Regions from separate parts of the Homo sapiens genome. Here region 1 is linked to region 2. Evidence: chromatin loops called from intact Hi-C (ENCODE). Cell type or tissue: PC-9. All regions are shown on one strand. Links, peaks and the distances in the headings refer to the core of each region. The heading gives the core; the rest is flanking DNA. Region 1 holds the start of LOC124909454 (a long non-coding RNA gene). Region 2 has its middle 49 kb from the start of LINC01997.

Region 1 (11,846 bases), core at 3,464-5,963, 290 kb before region 2:
TAAGATTTAACTTATTTCAAAGCCTGATAGTCTTGTGTACTGCATCTTAGCAAAGTGATCTCATGATAGTTGTGGTTTGGGATGTACCTAGTGACACATCAGGCAGGTGTCATCTGCTAGATAAGGGCTTGGGAAGGATGTGCAAATATAGTCTTCCTGCTAGAGATTGCCAGCCACCTTACTGACCCAATGTTGTATTTATGCAGCTTACAGTGTGTTTTTTAAGAGAATAAAATAACTTGTTCAATTGCCTTCATAATCTATCAAACACTGTTTTGTTTATCTGATAATGCTTTTAGTATTATCATAATATTATTATAGTAGTTCTAATTTTTGTTTTCTAATTAGGCTCAAATATTCCCCTATGATATGGATTACCTTTGGAAAACATCATATTTTAATTGCATGGTTGCTTAATATCTGTAAATCAGAATCAGGGTCAATATCTAAGAATGTCCCATTAACTCTAAAGAGAAATGCTCACTTTTATTTGGAAAAAAAAGGCTTGGCAGACAAGCTGGGAACTACCAGATGGAGGAGGCTGTGCCACATAGATTATAAGTTTTTCCCTCTCTTCTTATTGATGTCTTAAGTTGAACATGTTCCATCTGTCCACTCTCAGTAATGAATAGCGACTTTTTTATTGTAAAGGTAACACATTCCATATAGGGTAAATTAATTCAAGCATATAATGAAATGTGCAAGACTCAATGCTCTGTACTGCGTAGAATTTGAGGATTATGTAGGGAAGTGTGGAAATCCAATACTATTTCTATAACAGAGCATATTTTTACTTGGAGAGGGCATTAGAAACATTCTCTCCTAAGACCTCTCAGTTTTGTTCTCCACTAGGGTCTAAAAGTCTGAGTGATAGGTTGTAGAAATTGTTTGAATCTGATGAATTTTTTAAAAAAATTATTAGTTCTATAAAAATGATTATTTAAAACTAATTAATTTTCTACCACCCACAGTAAAGTACTTTGCTAGCACACTAGTAAACAATTGAAAAGCACTAAGCCACCTTTTTAATGTGTTGACTATGTCTAAATCCAGCTTGTCAAATATAATATGAAGATAATGTTTTTAAATTTCTTTATTCAAAGCTTTGGCTTTTTTAAAGCTAATGTCTCTGGTTTGAATTTTTCTTCTATCTTGTGGCAAGGATGGTGGCTTTTCAACATTTAACCCTAGCGTGGCTGTTCTGTTGTTTTTCGCATATTTCATTATTGATACTTCTATTAATAATATTATATTTCCCCTTTATAATGATAACAACAAATACTATTTATGTTTTGCATATTTCAAATTGTTTGGGTAGGGCTAAATCTTCATTCTGTCTCTCCATAAATGGGCACCCAGAACACTTCCAAAGGAAAACCAATAAAGGAGTCATATGATTCTTTTATTGTTAAAACAGGATTAAAATTTAAGCAGCTGCTTGGCCTGGTTACTATATCTATTTTTAAAGCCTTCGTTTTTTTGCTGTTGTTTGTTTTTGTTTTTTTGTGTGTGATGGAGTGAGGTTGTTGTATGTATCAACTGTTTGTGTCAATAAGCTTTGAAATGCTAACTCCTTAAATAGTTTAAGACACTTGGCTTTAATTTTTGGTGTGGCAATCTTCTCTTTCTGTGACTAGATTTTACTTGTTGATCTCTCTGAAATCTGGAGTTGGAAGTTACTATTTCTTTGCTTACAGATAATTGAAGCCGACCAAACTTGTTAAAGTCAAAACCAACAACACCATGCTTTAGTACACGCCTCTGGGTTTAGTCACAGACTCTGGTAGGTTCTGCAAATGGCACAATTTATGCGGTGGCATGTCAGAAACTTAATGCTGTAATTTTCCTCTTCCTAATGGAGAATTAAGAATCTAAAGGGTCTGGGCTGTTCACATGGACCGAATCCCCACAGCTTGGGTGCAGAGGTCTCTCAAAAATTTAGTAAGTGAGAAGGAGAACAAAGATTCTTAGTTGGAGGGGAAAAAAATTAGATCGCCTGTGGCTGAGAAGCTGAGGGGGACAGGTAGGCACAGTGGGGTGCAGGATAATGAGGCACATGGCAAATGTGATGCACAGATGTTAAGCCAACTGTAGCTCCGGCTCCCAAACTTGTGCATGCCACAGCACCATGCCTCGGGGCTATGTCTACACCAGAACATTTGCAGCAGTAAACGACGGCAACATTAGGTTCAAATTAATCTATTACTCCAGAGCTGTGAAATGTTGGTTGCTTGTTTCAGAATTACATTGCCTGTGGGTGAAATGTTTTAGGTAGATTTTAATGCAAGCTCATGGCTTTCTGAGGAGATTAAGAGGAGAAAGGGAAATTAGAACAGTTAGGAGAGTTGTGGAGGGGCACATTTCTGGTTAAAGTATATGAAAAAGTATTACATATTTCACGGGCAGGTCTGGTCTCCTGTTGGCCACCTGCTGGGACTGAAATATCCCACATCATAATGAAGGCAGGTTTGCAGAAGCCTTGTAAATACTTGAGCCCTGCAATTGAAGAAGGCAGACAAAGGGGGCTTTGGGGTCTCCTGGAGACTTTTGAGGGTTAGGCCTGTCAGGCGAGTGCTCCAAATGAATTTGGTAATTTATTATTCTGCACTTGTTTAGTGGAACATGTAAAATTTTGCATTTAGGTTTTTACCCTCATGAGTTTAAGTAAACTCCGGAGTAACAGGTAGCCATGTGACGTTTCAGAGTATGTTTCGAAGTAATCCTGTTCTCCCTCTGCCCATTCTTTCACTGATATTGGCAGGTTCATTTTCACAAACCTGTCTGGGACTCAAACGCTCTATTTTTTCCAAAGTGGAAAAACCAAACTTTGAATTAACCTGGATTTTTTTGGTCAATTAAATAGTTTATTCAATCAGACGGGGGAAAAAACCTGTTTGGAAGTATCTATAAAGAATTTTTTTTAACAATATTGTCGTTTTTCTTATAAAAACACTTAATTGAAATGCCTAAGAGCTGCCCAGCACAAAAGTCAATAAAAACCCTAGAATAGAGTTTATAGGGGTTGTCTATGTACATAATTAAATCCTTCAGGCACTTTAAAACTCTGCAAAATAAATGGTTATGCAAGAATAGCCTGCTGAGAGAAGAAATGCTTGTATCAGCTTTAACCAGCTGCCCTGTGTTCCATGTTTCTGGGTTGGAATGAGAAAGCTATTAGAACACTGGAAGACTGCAAGCCACATACAAATCATCTTTGTTACTGACACTTGGGGGAGTACTTTATAGTGGCTGTCAAGACCAATACAAAACATGGTTTGTGCCTGAAAAAGTCAAGTGCCATTATTCAAAAAGAAGATGTTAGTAATCCAAATAACTGAACAACATCCAGGATCTTCATTGAGTTTAGCTGCTATAGACGCAGATTTATTATTGAGTCTGACTTAAGTAAATTAGCATGTAGGTTTGCATTCTAGATTTGATGGAATAACAAAGGTTAATTACTTGCAATGATCTATGCTGGAATAGGAGTAAAAGGGGAGAGCTATATTTAGATTTAATTTCACCATTCTTAAGGGAATACTATGTGAGGGGACGGGATTATTATAGGGGGCAAAGGAAGGAGTGCTAAGGAAAAGAAAAAAAAAAAAAAGCAAGCAGTCTAATGAATGTAACCAATAGAAAAATTGTAGGTTTGTTTCTCTCCCTGGCCCTCAAAGTTATGATAAATGATAGCACAAGGAAAAGATAACCTACCATGAGAGTAGGATCACCAAGGCCAAATACTAAAACTCCCAGCTGACTGGCCCATACACTGCAGCCTCTGTTCGTGTTTATTTTTTCTGCTCACTCTTGGTTTCGTCAATCAGTATGATAGACGATAAGTCCTGACTAGAGCAGCCCGCGTCCTGCTCTCTCACGGTGGGTAGCATGTTGTGGTTGGCGCCGAGCAGTCGGAGGATCGCCCGCATCAGGAGCACCAAGGGGATGAGGTTCGGAGCAGTCTTCCAGCAGCCGGCTCCTTGGAGAATAGCAGGCAGGAGCGTTATCAGCGGAGAGTGGAGTTGCCAAGAAACTGACCACACATTAGTAGCTTTGTTTGGGTAGAGTCTAAGGGGGCTGTAGCTCATAGACTTGAGACACTTTCTGTTAAATCATCCCTGGATTTAAGTGTTAAAAGAAAGCTTGTTCAAAAAGAAACCAGGACTGATTGCCGCAGGCAGTCCTGTGACAGGACTCTCAGGATTGAGAGTCAGGAATTTGTGGAGTTGCTGTGCTGAGATGCAAATGGACATCAATTTAAAAAGAAGAAAAAGAAGAAGGCTCCTCTCGTGGTCTACCATTTACTTCTAAATTAACTATCTCCTAATGTGTAAAACGGCATTAAAAGTGCCTTTAAAAGAAATCTATAAACACAATGGGGAGCTTTAGTTAGCTGGTGACATATGAAACACTGCTCAGTTAGCCGACAGATCATCAGATAGATGGAATTTCCTGAATGCTATTCACAGATCACTAATGTTGTTTATCTACTCTCAGCACTAATACTTTTTACATTTCATTCTAGGAGAAGATTTTTACTTTATTTCATGTATCAAAACTTCTAGAAAAATTTTAATATCACCAATTTTTTGGAAACCTTATTTTGTAGAAGCTTAAAGACTATAAAGAAAATTAAAAATGTCCTGACTTGATTCGCTGAAGTAGCCAAAGTGAAATTCTTTTGATATCTTGTGATGCAACATTGGTCAAACATTTCCTGTTCAACATTTCTTTCCTGGGTATTAGTGGTTCCTTTCTCAAGAACAAATGCTTTGGAAATCTGGTGCTCTGTATAATTACAAGAAATTTCAAATAAGTGATCAGTACACTTTCCCCAAAAGTAATGCTTCTTGATAGAGTAAGGTAAACTTGACAGTTCTTTTTGTGTAGATAATTTTTCTCCATTTTAGAAATTACACTAATGTGTGAAGGAATGTTTCCCCCTAGCTTAAGGTACATTCCATAAACAAAATGAATAGTTTCGGATTCTCTTTATACCTGGTGTTATTGTAACTGCTGATGTATGTTAAGGTGAAATTTAACACTGGAATATTAGTTTTATTTCAGTTAATTATGTTTCTAAGAGCTCATGAACCCTAAGATTTAGGGTTGGTCTGTTTCTAGTTATCCTGCCAAGTTTTTTACTTGATGGAGGGGGTCTGTTTCATTCTGCTTGGCCTCTCCACCTTTGTAACCCCTGGTTTCCTCTTTTCCTGAATCACAAATTTACGTTCTCCCCTTCTGTGAGAAGATTGAACGCTTATTCAACTCCAAAATGACTATGGTCACAAAATATCAACAGTGATTTTTAATAGATCTTTGCCTATCAAAATATTGTTGCTTAATAATAGGGTAAAGGTAGTTGTGGCTGCTGATAGGAAGGAATCTGACTATTAATAAAAAGCAGACAAGGGTCTTGAAACAGTACTTCCACTGTTGCAATGTAGACACTTTATATTACTTTATTTAGTGCAACACCTGCAGCTACTCACATTGCTGGTGGCTGAAATAATCCAGGTCCACACGGAGAGGGCATTACAATTTCATTGTGCTGTTTGTGCTTACTGTTTAAGCCTTTCTCACAGGAGAAAGCATTAGCTAAGTGTACAGTAGATAATAAAAAGGGGGATTTGGGCTCATCTGTTCCCCTTAAATCTGTCTAATAAAATCTCTCCTCATAATTAGTATCTGACTCCTTTTCTACCACTGGCTGGCATCTAGAGGCAGGTAGAGGCACAAAATGGCATTTGTTTTTTAGTTGTCCCATTTCATGACTTTATGGATCATCCCCTCTTTGAGCCTTCATGACCTAAGTTCTGAGACTTAGGAAACTGTATACTTCCTAAGATTCTCTTCTGCAGAAGTTATAATAGATTTCAGATGGAAGATGTTTGGGATCTCAACAGGACAAAGAGGACACATCATTTTAAGGCAATAATAACAAGCCATTCTTCATCCTTAATTGACAACTTAATTTAGATTTTAGACGAGTCCCTTTTAGTGATGTCCTATTTTAATTTCAACCCCAAATGCTGATAATCATGAATTCAAAAACACAGTCTATAAAAAGTTCCATCAAATGAATTTTGGTTTAGGCATGAAGATTTAGGGTGGGGGTTGGGGAATGAGGCTGAAACCCAGCTAGAGGTCATTTCTTCCTCATCTATGCTGGAACAGCTCAGAGTTCAGGGGATTCATACTCTTTTGACTTTAATTGCTCTGGGGCCACTGAGGCAAAGCAATGGTGCTGTATTTGTCTGGGGGTCAAAGAAGCAATCACAAAGGTCTTCAGAATATTTTCAAACATTTGGGGGAGATAGATGGTATTCAGACATTCTATAATCATAAAACCAGTTTCTAGATAGTTGTCGAATTTCCTAAACTACACTTGCTGAAGTTTATTTGGTTATTGAAACATTTAGCTTAACCAGTCATGTTCTTTCTACTTTATGAAAATGTAGACAGGAAATTATCAGCAAATTGCTCGTTTAGAATTAAAGACAGGAAATGAACTTCAGCAGTTGAATTCTTGTAGTAAAAAGCTTCTACAACTAAAGCATAAGTAAAGCCAGCAAACCTTTTATTTTTAAGTCTGGGCTTTGTTATATCAACACAATGGAATTAGGTACTCTGTCCTATTTCGCCTCAAAGTTTCCATATTGCTTTTTACAGCATCTACAACTGTTTCTGTTACTAATTTCCTTGTAATTTTTAAAATGTAACTGAGGTTTCTATTCTTTACTTATTTAGAAAAAAATACAATTTCTTGGATTACATTAATAGATTAATGTAGGATATGACACAGAAATGGTAAGCTTGCTAGTTTATTTATTAGGACACCCCCCAAAATAAATATCTTTTTAAGTTCTCATATTATTTTCATCTGGAAGTCTAGAACTTTTTATTTGAATCTCAATTATAATATATTTTAACTTATATTTCTAAATAGTTAATAGGTTTCCCTTGATGTGAACTTTTCAAGCCATTTCTTTTTGATAGCTATTACTTAGATTTTATTCTTAATATATTATATTGTTAGTATGTCCAATATATCAGTGGTATCTACAAAATAATTCCTGTATTTAATTTTCTTTTATATTTTTGTTGCCATTTTTATTTCTCCATATATTTCAAATACTCTAATATTCTTTAAAGTTCTCCTTATTGGTATTACATTATTTAAATAAACCACAAGCATAATTCTCCTCCAACAAAATGATTTGTACCATATCTGACTATTTTGATTACCTTTAAGAAAAAAGGATTAAACAAGAAAGAACCTCAAGCTTTAGCCAAACTGAACAATTTACTCAACTTTGCTTGAGGACGTCAGAAAATTAGGGTTTTGTGATTAATTTAAAATTTACTTTTATAGCAGTTCACATGTAACATATCTTTAAGTATTTTGGAACCCATAAAAAGCAAGAATTATTCTGCATTTCAAAAAATATATAGTGTTAATCTATTATTATCGATTCTCATTATGATGAAGATGTGATACATTCAGGTAAGATTTAAATAAGTATGAGACATTCTAGGTTTATTGGTATTAGCATTTTATAGGATTAATCATAATACATATTTTGTGTAAGTTAGTTTATAATCTTTTGTTAACTGACTAAATAGTGGATGTATATATTCATAGTGGTTTTTCTACCACCATTTTGAAAGTGAAAACTCACTTTTAATTTAATATTCAAACTGAAATTTCCTTAGTTGAATTCTATAAGAGATCTTAAGAGAAAGTGGACTTTCTAATCAGATTTGTTTATCTGAATCAGCTTTATGCCTTATGCAAACTTTTATAAGAGAGTCCAGGGGATATTTTAGCTAAACCTTTGGAAGATATTGCCTCCAAATTGTTTTATTTAGTAATAATTTTATTCAATGGTTTGTTCGTGGGGTTTTTTTGGTTTGGTTTTATGGTTCCTGTTTGAGTCTTCCTTACATTAATCTGAAGGGCTTGTAAATTTTAGCTTGCCTATGCCTAAGAGTAAAATTGCTGTGGTCATTTCAGGTAGCAAAACATCAAACTTGATGCTCTCTCATGTTTCAGTAACTCTTCGCATGTTCCTGTGAATTTAAACCAGTTTCCTAGTATATGAGTTCATACATCTACTGAAAGAAACATGACTATATTCAAATTAGCATGAGGTTTGACTTAAATCATGCTACAGCTGGCATTTGTGGGCTAATTATCAACATTTGTTAATCTGAGAGTTTTTGAGGATGTCTTTGATTTTGTCAGAAAAAATAATTTCTTTTTTCTTTTTTCTTTTTTTTTTTTTTTTGAGATGGAGTCTAGCTCCATCACCCAGGCTGGAGTGCAGTGGCATGATCTCAGCTCACTCCAACCTTTGCCCCCTGGGTTCAAGCGATTCTCCTGCCTCAGCCTCCAGACTAGCTGGAATTACAGGCACCTACCACCACACCCAGCTAATTTTTGTAGTTTTAGTAGAGATGGAGTTTCACCATGCTGGCCAGGCTGGTCTTGAACTCCTTACCTCGTGATCCACCTGCCTGGACTTCCCAAATTGCTGGGATTACAGGTGTGAGCCAACCTGCCTGCACCAAAAATAATTTCTTAATAGTAAAGAGTAAGAAAATTTGTGAAGTTAAGTACCAATATAGAAAAATCCAGGATAAATTTTAAATGGTTAAATAGTATGGGACTTCTAAAAAATGGGTGAACTATATAACTTTAAAGTTAGCTAGTATATTTACTTTAGATTTTTGCTCTGGTGTTCAGGTATGCAGTGATTTTTGGGAAGCATAGTCATTCTTTTATTCAGTCAACAAATATGTTCATTTAACAACAGTAAGTGCCACATTTTTTTTTTTTTTTTTTTTTTTTTGTGATGGAGACATTGCAGTTAGCACAGCAGAAATATGTGTCGCCCTCATGAAGCATGCATTCTAGTAGGGAGGGACAGCACATCAATAAAGGAAGATTATTTCATACGGGGACAAGTTCTATAAAAATAATAAAACTGTAGTGGAGAATGAGTGACTAAGGGTGGTCAGTTAGCTCTTAAAATAACAATTTTATATTGAATACTATAGTGAGTTACACAATCTTTATCTGAGTGAAATCCTTTGGTACTTATTCAGACAAGAGTTCTGACTCTCATGCTTGAGGATAAGATTTTACATTTCAGTATTACATTGAAGATGTTTCATTTTTAACCAGACTAACTTAGTATATTGTTATTTTTAATGTGACCAAAGAAATATTTTCATAGAAGCTAATGCTGAGTCTTTTGATAATTTGCCGTATCTTAGTCAATCCCAAAAAATTTATTTTCTACTATTTACATATTATCCTAGTGGATATTACATTACTTACTGAAGCCTTTGGTTCTATGTTTCATCTACTCAGACTTAATTCAGGAAGAGCTTCATCCAGATGTTTTGTTTATTTGTTTCTCGATTACATGTATGAGATTTCAGAATTTATGAGATCATAGGTCAAGTGAAAGGTCACAGTTGAGAGGTCAAGTAAGAAGCTAAAATTTGTGAAACCAAAGAAATGACAGGACAGTGCCAAATGAAAGGTCAAAAGTCAAGTGACAGACTCAGTACAGATGAAAGCAAGTGGTGAGTTTGTTGAATGTCTGAGCACGTTGAAGTGTCTCAATAGTCATGCACACAAAGTCAAAGGTTCTTAACCTTGGAATTCACAATTAATAATAACGTGCCACTTGTTATTGTATAAATATATGTTACTTATTCACAGAGAAAAGCATCTATTACATACAGTCAAAGAGTCTTTTCATTCATTGATTATCATTAATCAGGGTGACCCTTTTTTGATGACGGCTCTTCGAGGTGTATACAAAACATCCAAATTTGGGAAATCCTAACTAGGCTTTTCTTTTTGTCAGATGCATGAAATATACACAATATACACATGGCAGATCATGTGAGGTGTTAAAAACTTACTTAAAAATTAGAGAATAGATTTTTTCTCTTACAGACTTCACATTGATACCCTATCTGGTTTTATGTCTCCCCTTATTCATTTATGTATTCATTTACTCATGTTTAGCAAATATTAATTAAAAACCACGTCATTTTTAGTTACTTCTATTGCAACACTCGAAGAGAAAGTTTACTTATGAGAAAGAGTTGCTTTTTGAAATATCATGGTGGGGGCATCCTTTCCAAGTTTTATGTGCTGGATAGTACAGATGCTTCTCCACTTAAGATGGGTTTATGTTCCAATAAGCCCTTTATAAGTTGAAAGCATAAATAAAAAATGCATTTACTGCACCAAACCTACTGAATATCCTAGCTTAGCCTAACCTACCTTAAATGTGCTCAGGACACTTACATTTGCCTGCAGTTGGACAAAATCATCTGGCAACACAGTACACTATAGACCATCAGTGCCCTTGTGATCATGTGGCTGACTGGAGGCTGTGGCTGGCTGGTGCTGCCCTGTACCACATATAGCTAGCCCAGCAAAAGATCAGAATTCAAAAAAATCCAGTTTCTACTGAATGCGTGTCTTTCTGGACCATTATAAAGTAAAAAAAAAGGTTGTAAGTTGAATCATATAAGTCAAGGAGCGTCTGTCCCTTTTTTTTTTTTTTTAAGCAAAATGGTTTGATTCCAGGACCTATGATTTGGGAGATAGTAATTATTTGTCATTTGGGGAACTAAGAGAATGAAAACATAAGCGATCCTTGTTTTACATAAATATGATATTATTGCTATTATGTTATCTTTTTTGTGTGTGCGAAGAAAATTACTTTTTCCTCTGCCCTAGTAACAGAGAAACAGGGAAGTCTGTAGTTCTAATTTAGATATGTTTTCATTTATCCATAGAGTCTATCACTTTAATTTTAAAGAATAAGAAATATCATTTATTTGGTTATTTTTCATTCCTCAAAAATTTTACTTTTTTATTATTTATTCCTCCTTTTTTATTTTTCAGGAATAGTAAACACGTTTTCATATGTGAGAGGTGTGTGTGTGTATGCATGTGCATTTGTCATTAACAATAAATGGTTCTTTGGGACTTAGGGACATTTTGTCAGTGATTTGCTTTATGGATCATACAAAGTGACCATTCTTCAAAAGCCAAGCATTTAAAGGAAGTCTCTTTCCATATTCTAGAAATAAACAGCAACATTTCATGACAAACTAAAAAAAAATGAATGATAGGTTAGGGATCTCCAGCTCTAAAAAGAGGAATTCAACAAAAGAGAATTTGCTTTTATGTAGAGTCCTGTGCTTTTTTTCTCATAGAGCACATTAGAATGGTTTATTTACAAGTAAAAATCACATTGATGATAATAGAAGTCAGTGGCAAGTCAATAAGAGTTTAGTCTCTACCAAACTATAAAATTGGACTTTTAAATCATAGCGTAAGCACTGTCGTTGTCCAAAAGAAGTGTTTATTTTTCCTAAGTTTTGCCTTTCATATCACGCCCATAAATTTTTTCAAATATATACTTTGAAAAGCTAAGGGCAAGCCCTGAAGGGTGAAATATTGCAAACCAATTAAAAACAACTGAAGTGAGATTCTAAAATACAGGAGTTTTCCAACTCATGAACAATATTTAGAGAGCTGGTTAATTTTAATTCCTCTGGGAACCATAAGTCTGGGCATTAATAGGCTTAGAGTGATAAAAACAGCAATATACTATGCACATATAGATGGTATTGTCAAAAAAAGAAGCAATTAGTGGCAAAGAAAGCATAAGTATGTACACATATGGTGAGCAGGTTGACATGTAAAATATATGGCCAGGAATAACAGCCAATGACAAAAGAGAAGTGGAAGCTGGGCTACTGTTTTAACTTACACAATAGCAAATAAATGATTTGCACACAAACAC
Region 2 (11,846 bases), core at 5,362-7,861:
CTACATATCACAGGTAGTGGCAAGGATGTGGATGTGGATAACTATGGGAATGTAAAATTGTACATCCCTTTGTAAAACATTTGTATAGTTTCATATAAAGTTAAACATACCCTTACCACATGACTCAGCACTTCCACCTCTAGTAATTTACCTAAAAGAAAAAATACTAGGAAGGGTAGCTGGGGGCTGGGGAGGGCGGGGCGATGGTTAACGGGTACAAAAGAGATAGAAGGAATAAATAAGATATACAATTTGGTAGTGCATCAGGGTGATTATAGTCAATAATAACTGAATTGTACATTTTAAAATAACTTAAAGAGTGTAATTGGATTGTCTGTAACTCAAAGGATAAGTGCTTAAGTGGATGGATATACCTCATTCTCCATCCATGATGTGCTTATTTCATATCGCTTGCCTGTATCAAAACATCTCATGTAGCCCATAAATATATATACCTACTATGTAGCCACAAAAATTAAAAACAAAGAAAAATATAAAAATAATTTTAAAACTTGACAAAAAAGGAAAAATACAGACATGTCCACACAAAGTTCTTTCACAGCAACTTCATTCTATAGTTGGAAATGAAGTATCCAATAGGTGATTATGGGAATCCATACAAATAAATAGTATGCAATGATAACGAATAAATTCCTGATATGCAACAATATGGGTAGCTCTGAAAAACATTATGCTGAGCAAATCATACCAGAAACAAAGACTTCATACTCTATATTCATTTTATATGAAATTCTAATGCATAGTGATAGAAATCACATTAGTGGTTGGGAATAGGGTGGAGATTACTGGGAAGAGCACAGGAAATATTCTGGGGTAATAGAAATGTTTTAAATCTTCACTGTGGTGATAGTTACAAGGGTATACACATACGGTCAACCCTCCTGTAGGTTTTGCATCCACAGATTCAACCAACCGCATACTGAAAAACTAAATAGCAATACAACAGTAAAAGAATACAAATAAAAATACAGCCTAACAACCATTTACATAGCATTTATATTGCATTGGGCATAAAAAGTAATTTAGAGATGATTTAAAGTGTATGGGAAGATGTGTGTAGTTTATACAGAAATGCTACACCATTTTGTCTAAGGGAATTGAGCATCTGAGGATTTTGGTATCTGAAGAACATCCTGTTCTTCAGATGTTCCCCAGATATGGAGGGACAACTGTATATATTTGCAGTGATGGTTACATAGGAACATTTTATCATGTATAAATTATACTTCAATAAAATTGATTTGTTTAAACAGCTTTCAGCTTACTGAGAAAGATATGCATACATAATACAACATTAAATGCTAATATATATCATGGTATGTTTCTAAAACCATAAGACAGCTACTCATTCCTGCAGTTATGTCATTAGATCTTTCTGTTTTCAAAATTTTTCTTTTAGAAATTCTGTCAAACAATTATATTTAAAAATCATTAGAATTTTGTTACCACTTTCTCAGACCTATTGTCCTGGTAATGAGAAAGTCATCTTTACCCTTTAGAGGTGCATTGGCTTCGGACCTAAGGCTTCACATCTGAATTAACACAATTTTTAAAAATTAAATTGTGTCAAAATAAGTAATAAAGGTAATGGTAAAGCAGTTTTTGAAGGGTGTTTGGCCTTCTTTGAAGCTGTGCTCTTTATATCGGCTGTGAAGAAACAAGATAATATCCTATTTCTCCCTATGTAGAAGAAGGATGCTTGGGGAATCACACCTGTGAACAGTAGTTTGTAGATGTGATATCAGATCCAGAAAAGAAAAGGCAAACTCCACTGACAGATTAAATGAAAAGTAAACAGGTTTGTTTAAGGTAATGACAATGAGATGGGTGTTTTGACAGGATTCATGGTGATGAAAAGTTAAAAGAGTCTTTACCCAGCTTGGGATCTGTCTTCCATCTCACCCTTAGTCCCTTAGTCTTTCACAATGTGAAGGGCAGATGGTAGATAATGTCATCATGACAAGTAGCATTTAACACACATCAGAGAGTCATCAGTCTATTCCCTCCTTATTAGAATCTGTACTTCACTGTATTCTTTTTAGTGGGGAACAGAATGCACAACAAACAATCCCACTAAACCAGATATCGTGTACTGATTGATCTCATTTTACAACCTGGTTCTTATATGACCTTGTCTTTCTGCTCTCACTACGTGATATAGCCAGACCCTGCTCTTTGTGAGTGACAATCAGCCCTTATATCTCTAAAGTAATATTTATAAGAATCCCAGAAAAATAAAAAATACCTACACCTCAAGAAAAAGTCAGCAGTGTTATTACTAATGACTAGTATAATTAATACATTAGCATTGCAGACTGAAGGTATAGGAGACTAGAAAGCAAAGTGGTTATGCCAAAAGTTTGGGAACTGGGTTGACAGGTTTGTTTCCTGGTTTTCCTGCTATCTAGCTTTATGATCTTTTGAAACCTACTTTTTCATATTTCAAATGAGAGTTCTAATATCTACTGTAGGCTTTTTTTTGAGGATTCAAAGAGATAAGGAATGCAATCACTGATGACATTTCCTGGTACACTGTTTGGTATATAGTAGCTTTGTTTATCATTATAGATTTTATTAAGAGTTAGGATTCCGGACTCCTAATGCTCATGGACAGCTCCAGCAATGGGCAAATCTTAATTTTATGCCCAAGTTTCCTTTTCTGTGAATTAGGGTATGACACCTTTCCTATCTATCCAGATGGATCATTAAGAGAATCTAATGGGAAGGAACTCTGATGCTTGCAATGGCTAATTAATAGTGTGCCCACTTTCTCTGTATCTGTAGTGGGAGTAAGGAGTGGGAGTCAGAAAAAGTGAAATTTAAGATAATTTTTTAATTGGCTCAGAGAGCATTTTAGAGAAGAGAAATGCATAATTGCATAAATTACAAAGTTTGAGTAAGACAACGAGGGTGAGAAACATGATTCTATTAAAATCAGAATAAAAAACCATGCATTATCCTGAAAGTATATACAAATGTGAAGAATGTTGGATTCTAGGAAATTATTTTTTAAGATTGTTAGGAAGAGAAACTCGGGTCTTTGTTTGGCCTGCTTCACCATACACATACACACATGAGCGCGCGCGCACACACACACACACACACACACACTCTCTTAATTCCATGTGATTAAGAGCTCCGTTCCTGTCATTTTCAACATGCCACTGCTTCCCAGAACTTGGGGAGGCTTTGCGAGACAGGGCTGCCTAGTTCTTAAGTGTCCCTCTTTGCATAACTCTGGTTTCTGAAGAGGTACGCCAGAGGAAAAGTGCACACTGTGTCATTTCCAGGATTTACAGGGAACCAAATGCTTGAGTCAGAAGTTGCCAAGTACACATTTCATTTTGATTTAAAAGACAGTTAATGTCTAAAGTTGAAAAGAACACAAATGATTATTAATAAAATAAGTTACAGTAACAGCTGAGAAGCAGATCCTTTTTACATGTAGCAGATGATGCTAATTTGCAGTTAGGTAGCTAAAGTGGGCTCCTAATAAAATGAGAATCAGTTTTCCGAATGATGGTACAGTAAGGCATTAGATTCTCTTTGAAGATAAAGAGGCAGATGGGGGATTTTGATATGTCACTGGAAAAATCATTTTCTGTAGTTGTACTATAATGCTCTGTTTATACCCCTAACTTCAGTGCCACAACGACTTGGCAAGGAGCCACAATGGCTCACAAATGGATGCTTATGGGGGCATTAAATGGCGCAGGCTTAGTTGCAGACTGGAGAAAATGAAGAGGCTGATGGTAACTGTAAATGTGGACCTTTCCAGTGAATGGTGATATATAAGACTGATGACTAATAAACATACCCTACATGGGAAACATTTGAGTGATGACATCTTTTTTCTTTCACCCTTTTAACTAGCCACAATAGCTGGGATTTTACTTAAGGAATATATGGGAAACAGACTAAGCCCCAAGGCAGATCACCCTGGCAGCTGTAGAAAGAGAAGGCTACACTTTCCCATGTATGTTATCTGCATTTTTCTATTGATTTAACATCTGCCAGGGGGATTAGCTTGGTCCCCTGCATGCTGCACATTGAATGCCCAAGTCTGGTGGACAACAGTAGCTTCCTGCTCTAAGAGAAAAGAGACAGGTTATTCAACTGTGGCCATGAAGCCCCTGGCTCTAGCCATGGCCATGCTGCTTGGCTTTTTGGACAAATATACCCACAAAGATTCCATGTTATCTTAGGCACAATTCATTTCTAAACTACTTCTTTCCTGTGTCTCAACAAGGAAGATATATGCACTTCCTTGATACTCATAGGGATATTATGATGATCAAGTGACAAAATTATTATAATTTTGCAAAGCATAAATCATAGTGCAAGACGTCATATTATTGGCTAATGCTATTTTGAAACAAAGAAAGGATTTCTTTAAAACTTGTCAGTGTGATTTACTATGTCCTAATGTTTGCCTGTAGATATATATTTTGGGGTGCAAAATTAGCTTGGTATGCTATTAGACTCTACCACATCACTAAGCATATTCTTACTCTTTTTACCTACTCTGTTTCCTCCTGTGTTGCTATACTAGTCCATTCTTTCTTTGTTATAAAGAAATGCTTGAAACTGGGTAATTTATAAAAGGAGGTCTAATTGGCTCACTTCTCTGCAGGCTGTACAGGAAGCACGATGCCGGCATCTGCTGAGCTTCTCAGTGTGATTTATTATGTGCCTAACGTTTGCCTGTAGATACATATTTTGGGGTGCAAAATTAGCTTAGTATACTATTAGACTCTATCACATCACTAAGCACGTTGTTACTATTTTCATCTACTCTGTTTCCTCCTATGTTGCTGTACTAGTCCATTCTTTCTTTGTTATAAAGAAATGCCTGAAACTGGGAGGTCTAATTGGCTCAAGTCTCTGCAGGCTGTACAGGAAGCATGATGTTGGCATCTGCTGAGCTACTGGGGAGGCCTCAGGAAGCTTACAATCATGGTGGAAGATGAAGCAGGAGCTAGCACATCACATGGTGAGAGCAGGAGCAAGAGAGAGAGCGAGCAGGGAGGTGCCACATTCTTTTAAACAACCAGATCTGATGAGAACTCACTCACTATAATGAGAACAGCACCAAGGAGATAGTACTAAACCATGCATGAGAAAACTACCCTTATGATCTAATCACTTCCCACCAGGACCCATCTCCAACACTGGGGATTACAATTCAATATGATATTTGGGCAGTAACACATATTCAAACTATAACAGTTGCTAAAATCAGCCTGGTGCAGTAGCATGTGCCAGCTACTAAGGAGGCTGAGGCAGAAGAATCACCTGAGCCCAGGCATTCATGTCCAGCTGGGAGACAGCGAGGACCCATCTCTAAAAAATAAAATACACAACTTGCTATTTCTTTCTATTTTTGAACCTAAGTTAGATGACTTTAGGCACACAGGCAAATCATTCCAGTTTTTTGGATATTTTCAGCAACTTGCTTTTCTCTCACTAGAAAAAAAAATCACTTTAGGATAAAAAAGAACATGTACCTGTTTATCCTCTTCTGGTCATTCTAGAACCATATTCTTGGTCCGCTTCTGGTCATTCCAGGACCATATTCTTGGTCCTACCATCGGAGAAGGGAAGGGGGCACTCCTTTGCTCAGATATACACTTCTTCATATCAACATAAACATAAACTGTTTCTTGATATCTGTAGTACCTCAAAGTCTGTCGGTCTTCTTATTTTACCTTTATTATACAATACTCAAAGCAGATTCAAGGGTCCAGCCTCTGTGTTAGAGAACTAAATGGAAGATGTTAAGGTCAGCATGACTTAACATGACAATCAGGTCAACATGACCCTTTTCAGGACTAAGTGCTAATCCTGTGGCCAGCTCAAAGAATAATGCTGTCCCCCTCCCCGCAGTTTTTCCTTTCATCACATTTGTTACGAAGACAAAACGTTCTATTTAGAGTCAAGATTGCCTATTTAACATGATGTGGAAAAAGAAATTATAAAGTTATTTAAAAAGTTCTTCCTCCCTACTCTCCATTCTCCACCATTACCCTGCCCAACTACATAAACATTAAAATCCAATCTAGCCCTCATTGTGAGACTTAGGAAGGCATGTTTCTATTGGCAACCAAGTTCCTTAACATCACTGCACACTGACTAGAAAGGAATCAGGATTGACGAAAACACAAAGGTAAGATTTGTTCTAGATGATTTATTCTGCTGTAATTTCTTCCAAAAGCTCCCTATCCCCAAAACACACACACCCTTTTTTCCCTTAAATAAATAATGAGCTTTGGAAGTCCTTTAACCTGTTTTTCTTATAGACATCTTTCTAAAAGAAAATAGAGACAGTATATTCTGGAAGTTTATATAAGTTCCAAAAAAGGAGTCACTCTGGTGCAGTTTCAACCCTCGCTACAGCAGGTTTCTTTATGGTGAGTATGACAAAGGGCAGGCTGTGCTGCAAAAATGCCAGCCATCTCTGTGTTCAGAAACCTTCTATCACTCTTCTTGATTTGACATGAAATATTAAACACCAGTTACCAGCAAAAACTTATTGAACACAGATGTCCACTATCACTTTCAAATTGCTAAAGTCAATTTAGGTTTATATATTTTCTTTGCTTCAGCATTTGCATGCAACGCAAATGTTCTGTGACAGTAATGATTTCGCAATATACCATTTCAATTAGGAAAGCACGTTGTATATGTGTTTTCATTTTTAAAATGCCTATTTCTTTTCATTTTGAAGCTCTGTGTCCCTCAATAATAATGGGACCTTGGATTGAAAAATAAATAAAAAGAAAGAGCTCCACCTACTGATTCATTTTACAAACGTTTTTTCTGTTCTACTTGAATTGAAAATGCTCTTTGGCACAACAGGGACCTTGTGAACATGTAACTCAAACTGTTTGGTTTGAAAAAAAAGAAAAAAAAGATACAGGACTTGCCCCCATGGAAAGGAATTGGTTAGAATGGAGCTCTGTCTGTCTCTGTGACTTAAAAGGCCTCCTCCCCTTTTTCTGTGCCCCTCAGAAGACCTAATTAATAAGTCTGCTTCAGGTTTAGTGCTCCCCAGGGGTATAGGTTAACTGTGGCATTCCCTTTTGCTGGGTTTAACAGAATTCTGGCGAGTCACACATTTTGCTCTACTACAATAATCGTATTCATGTCACTGGCTGCCCCTTCCTTCTGAAGGACTTGGTGGGCGCCCTTTGAAAGGATTTACAGGGCCATTTCTCCCACTGGTGAAGCTGGAATTGTTCAATGCCTACCATACTACTCCCCAACCCCCACCAGCACCTAGACTCAAGTGATTTCATAGGGAAGTGAAGAAAAACATCCACTGGGAACCTGGGGGTAACTTAAGGAGGCCAAGATTAATTACTTGAGGAGGAACTGCCTGGGCCGGACACTGGGGGTGCTCTTTGGGAGCAGCATCTGGAACGATGGCCTGTTGTGATGTCTGCCAGCTCTGGTCCTGCTAGCTCAGTTGCTCAAAAGCTTCCAGAACCATTTTTAATTCCTGCCTTGGAGCTACTTTTAGGGACGTGTCCCCAGGAGTCTCTCATTGTGTGCCAACCCATGCAGTTTTCTGGTTGTATCACATCAGACTGATGTGACTTATTGGGGGAATATTCTAACCTCTTGACGGGTCACAATGTCCTGGGCCTTCCAGTTTGGACCCTGCTTCCTACATTATAGAATTTCTTTTAAGAAGAAAAAACCCTAGACTGTATTTGTCTCATACATTTGAGCAGTGACTATAGAAAATATTACCAATGGGCAATAAGATGGTATCTAGAAACACACAATGGAGTGGCTTCGAGTCCCCTACCTTTGAACCTGTCTGCTCAGTCATGCATTCCATAGACATGATTAACTAACCATAGGACCCAGGTATTCGAGGTCTGAATATAAAATGTTCATTCTTCCCCCAAATGATTCACACATCACCTATCACCGCACAGTTGCCAAACTCTATGGTTTTCTTGTCACACATAAATTCAATAGCTGACCACAGCCAGGGACAGAGATTTCTTATAAATCAAATAACTACAAACATTAGAGAGAGAGGGAGGGGACTCACTGCCACATTTCAGTCAATCAAAAATACACGTAATGAGAGTCTACTTTGTTCAAGGTGCTGTGCTTGGTGCTATGGGAATATCTAATAAAATATGACTGGCCCTAACTTTGAAGCAAGGGAAATGTCTACCTCACATTGGTGCTATGAGGATTATATGCAATTACCCAGCCCAGTGCCTGGCACATAGTTGGGTGATAGCTAAATGGCCACTATTATCTTTTCTAGTAATGTTATATTTAAGCAATATTTAAAAAATAAAAGCAATGCCCAGAATGGAAGAGATAATGGATTACAAAATAGTTGACCAAGACACTGATTGTTTTGAGATCAGAAAAAAAGGAAAATTCTTGGAATCTGAAATAGGTTTGCTTCATGCAAATTGTATTTTAGCCCTAATTACAATTTACTATTTTGGGAAGCTCACTAAGTTCCAGGTGCTAGGCTGAGCTCTTGACAATTTCATCTCTTTTTGACTTTCACAATCAAACGATGTAGATATGATCACTCCTAATTTACAGATGAGAAAATGAGGCTCAGAGAGGCTTAGTCACAAAGGCCTGACACTGATGCACATGATTTTTCCACCTAATCAAACTGTCTCCATCATAGAATTATAGTCTATTAGAGCTAGAAGGAAATGCAGAGGCCAGCTTGTTCTAATTGCTAACTTGACAGGTAAAGAAGCAGAGGTCCAGAGAAGAAAAGTGATTTGCACAAATTCACACATTTAACTAGTGACATAACTGAAATTAGAAACCAAGGCTTTTGGTTCCAAGTTGGTGTCATTTTCAATATTTTCACATTTTTTCCCAATGAATCTTAAATCAATAGCACTTATAAAATACAAATGTAAAAAGACTGTGTTAAGAAAAATCTTTGTGCTTCACATCAATTTTACATTACCTGTCTTCTTTGCTGGGTAAATACTTAATGATTTCCTATTTCTGAGAAATCATTCTCTACCTCACATTCCACTCCATTTCACCACCAGCACACCCCTGACACTCACAATACACACGACCTGTTTTAATTCAGAAGGTAAAATGCAGGCTAAATTTATATCCCAGCATGTGGGGCTTCTTTTTAAGCCCAGGCTTAATTGAACCATTCCCTGCCCAAACTCACTTTTCTTTGGGATTTGGAGCTAATCTGTTTACTAAGAACTCTGCAACCTAGGACAAGTATGACAAATATCTACTAATAGATATTAATAATTCATCACAGAATTCTTTTACCCTTTGCTCATGAATGGTCCCAAACTCAATCAGAATACCAGTCAATCAGATTGTCAAGTGAGATGAAAACTTTTTGTTCTCCCTAATCCTTTTCCTTGGTCTAAAATAATTATACTGCTTTGTCCCTCTTTTGTTTCTGTTATAGTGCTCCACCATTTCCTAAAGTTTCCTTAAGCACAAAAGCAAATCCAAAAATCAGTAGTTGATTTGCTTTATCTTATCTTTCAGTACTTGAATTCAATCCTTTTTTACTTTTCTGAAAGTGCAATTGTTTGTCAGAAAGCAAACACCTGTGTAACCCTCAAGACTACCAAATAAAATATTGTCAGTGTCCTTTGTGTCCCCTCTCAATCATTGCCTCTCAAAGTTACCATTACTATGAATGGTAGGTAATTGCTTTTGTTTATACCACCTAAGCTGGCATTATTAAACATTTCCTTTTGTCCTGTTTTTGAACTAAATTTAAAATGAGTCATACTATACATACATATATATGTATATATATGTGTGTGTGTATATATATATATGTATATATATATATGTGTGTGTATATATATATATATATACACATATATATATATATGTATATGGCTTCTTTCACTCAACATTATTCCATGCACTCATGGATATTCCCCAAGTTGTTTAAAAATTCTACTATTAAAGACATTGAGTAGTTTTTAGTTTTGACTATGGTAAGAAATGCTGCTATGAACATTTTTATGCATATCTCTTAATATAAATGTTTTGTATTATCTTAGGTGTATATTAAAGAGTAGAATTACAAGGTCATAACCTACGTGTATTTTCAGCTTTAGTAGACACATTTTTTACAAAGTGGTGTAGCAGTATACAACCCGATCTCCCTAATACTGATTAGTGATATTTTAAAATTTAGGCTTTTCTATAGGTGGTTTTAATTTGCAGTTTCCTCATTACTAATGAGGCTGAATATCTTTTCCTATATTCTGTGTGTTTACTTGATATTTGTCTATCATTCTGTGTGTGTGTGTGTGTGTGTGTGTGTGTATGTGTGTGTGTGTTTAGTGCCTTTTCAGTTGTCTTGTCCTTTTTTCTATTGGGTTGTCTGCCTCCTTGTTATTCACATATGGAGTTCTTTATATAATCAGGAAAAAAGTTCTTTGCCAGCAATATGTGTTGAAAGTATGTTTTCCCTCTTAGTATTTTTGCCTTTTCACTTATTTTATTTATTTATTTATTTAGTTATTTACTTAGTTTTCTGAGACAGAGTCTCGCTCTGTCTTCCAGGCTGGAGTGCAGTGGCACAATCTCAGCTCACTAAAACTTCTGCCTCTCAGGTTCAAGTAATTCTCCTGCCTCAGCCTTCCGTGTAGCTGGGACTACAAGCACGCACCACCATGCCTGGGTAAGTTTTGTATTTTTAGTAGAGAGGGGGTTTCGCCATGTTGACCAGGCTGGTCTCGAACTCCTGACCTCAGGTGATCTGCCCACCTCGGCCTCCCAAAGTGTTGGGATTACAGGTGTGAGCCACCACACCTGGCCCCTTTTCACTTTTTTAATGGTATATTTCAATGAACAGAAATGTCCAGTTTTTATATATAACCTGATTTATCAATCTTTCTCTTAAAGTTAATAATTTTGTTTCCCATTTAATAAATTTTTTGCCTGTAGAGATATTATGACTATATTCTACTATATTATCTCTTAGATGCTTTGTTATTTTCCTTTGCACATTTAAATTTTTAATACATATGGAATTGATGTTTGGGTATTATGTAAAGCAGGGTTCGAGCTTCTGTCATTTGTTTCTTTGCATTGTAAGTATTCCCAATACATTGTTAAAAACACCACCACACCACCATATCCCCAATATTATAGCACCACTATTGTTGTAAATCACATCTCTCTCTCTCTATATATATATATAAATACATATATATATATCAGTCTGTGGATATATATATATATCAGTCTGCAGATGGGCTATTGATCCTATTAATTTGATTATTTGTATCTTCATAAACCAATACCATGTTGTTTCAATTACTGTAGCATTTTAAGTTTTGACATACAGTAGAGCAATGCCAACCATTAACGGTTGGTTAAGGTGGAGATGAGTCTGCAGAAAATACAAAGAAAGAACATTAGAGAAATAATAAAATATCCAGGGCTCAATCCTTGGACCACTTCTCTTTTTTGTCTACACATTTTCTAGGTCATCTCATCTAGTCTCATGGTTTGAAATATCATCTGTATACTAATGGATCAAAACTTTATTTCTCCAGCCTGGACTTCTTCTCTGTGTCCTGGACTCAACTCTCCCAGAGCCTAAATAGCCACTTGAAAATCCAAGAGTCATCTCAAATTTAACATGTCCCAAACTGCCTCCTCATATCTACCTCTCTCTAATAAACTTTTAGCTCTTTTGCAGTCATTTCCATCTCAGTTAAATAACAATTCAATTATTCCATAAATCTTGGTGTCATTTTAAACTCTCTCTTTCTCACACTCTACACCCATTGCATCAGCAAATTCTTTTTGTTGTG

The links. Peaks named below come from ENCODE experiments on the same cell type or tissue, not always from the same donor. Only the 100,000 strongest peaks of a DNase experiment are listed, where the experiment ranks them.
Region 1: it touches region 2 in a loop (4-fold over the local background); 1 of 110 quality-filtered maps calls a loop at or near these places.

The regions. Positions count from the first base shown.
Region 1 is chr3:169,234,620-169,246,465 of GRCh38, reverse strand. All of the region lies in intron 2 of MECOM (MDS1 and EVI1 complex locus), which reads left to right. LOC124909454 (a long non-coding RNA gene) reads right to left here and starts at 4,405. Exons shown (of 2, transcript XR_007096154.1): 1 at 3,715-4,405. RefSeq lists an enhancer at 1,310-5,921. In PC-9, for the core only: no CTCF peak of the experiment used is centred there; DNase peaks (open chromatin) are centred at 4,455 and 4,705; H3K4me3 peaks cover 1,319 bases; H3K27ac peaks cover 1,717 bases.
Region 2 is chr3:168,947,655-168,959,500 of GRCh38, reverse strand. No RefSeq gene overlaps it. Among named protein-coding and RNA genes, the nearest start is that of LINC01997, 49 kb to the left of the region's middle. In PC-9, for the core only: a CTCF peak has its summit at 6,755; a DNase peak (open chromatin) is centred at 6,820; H3K27ac peaks cover 949 bases.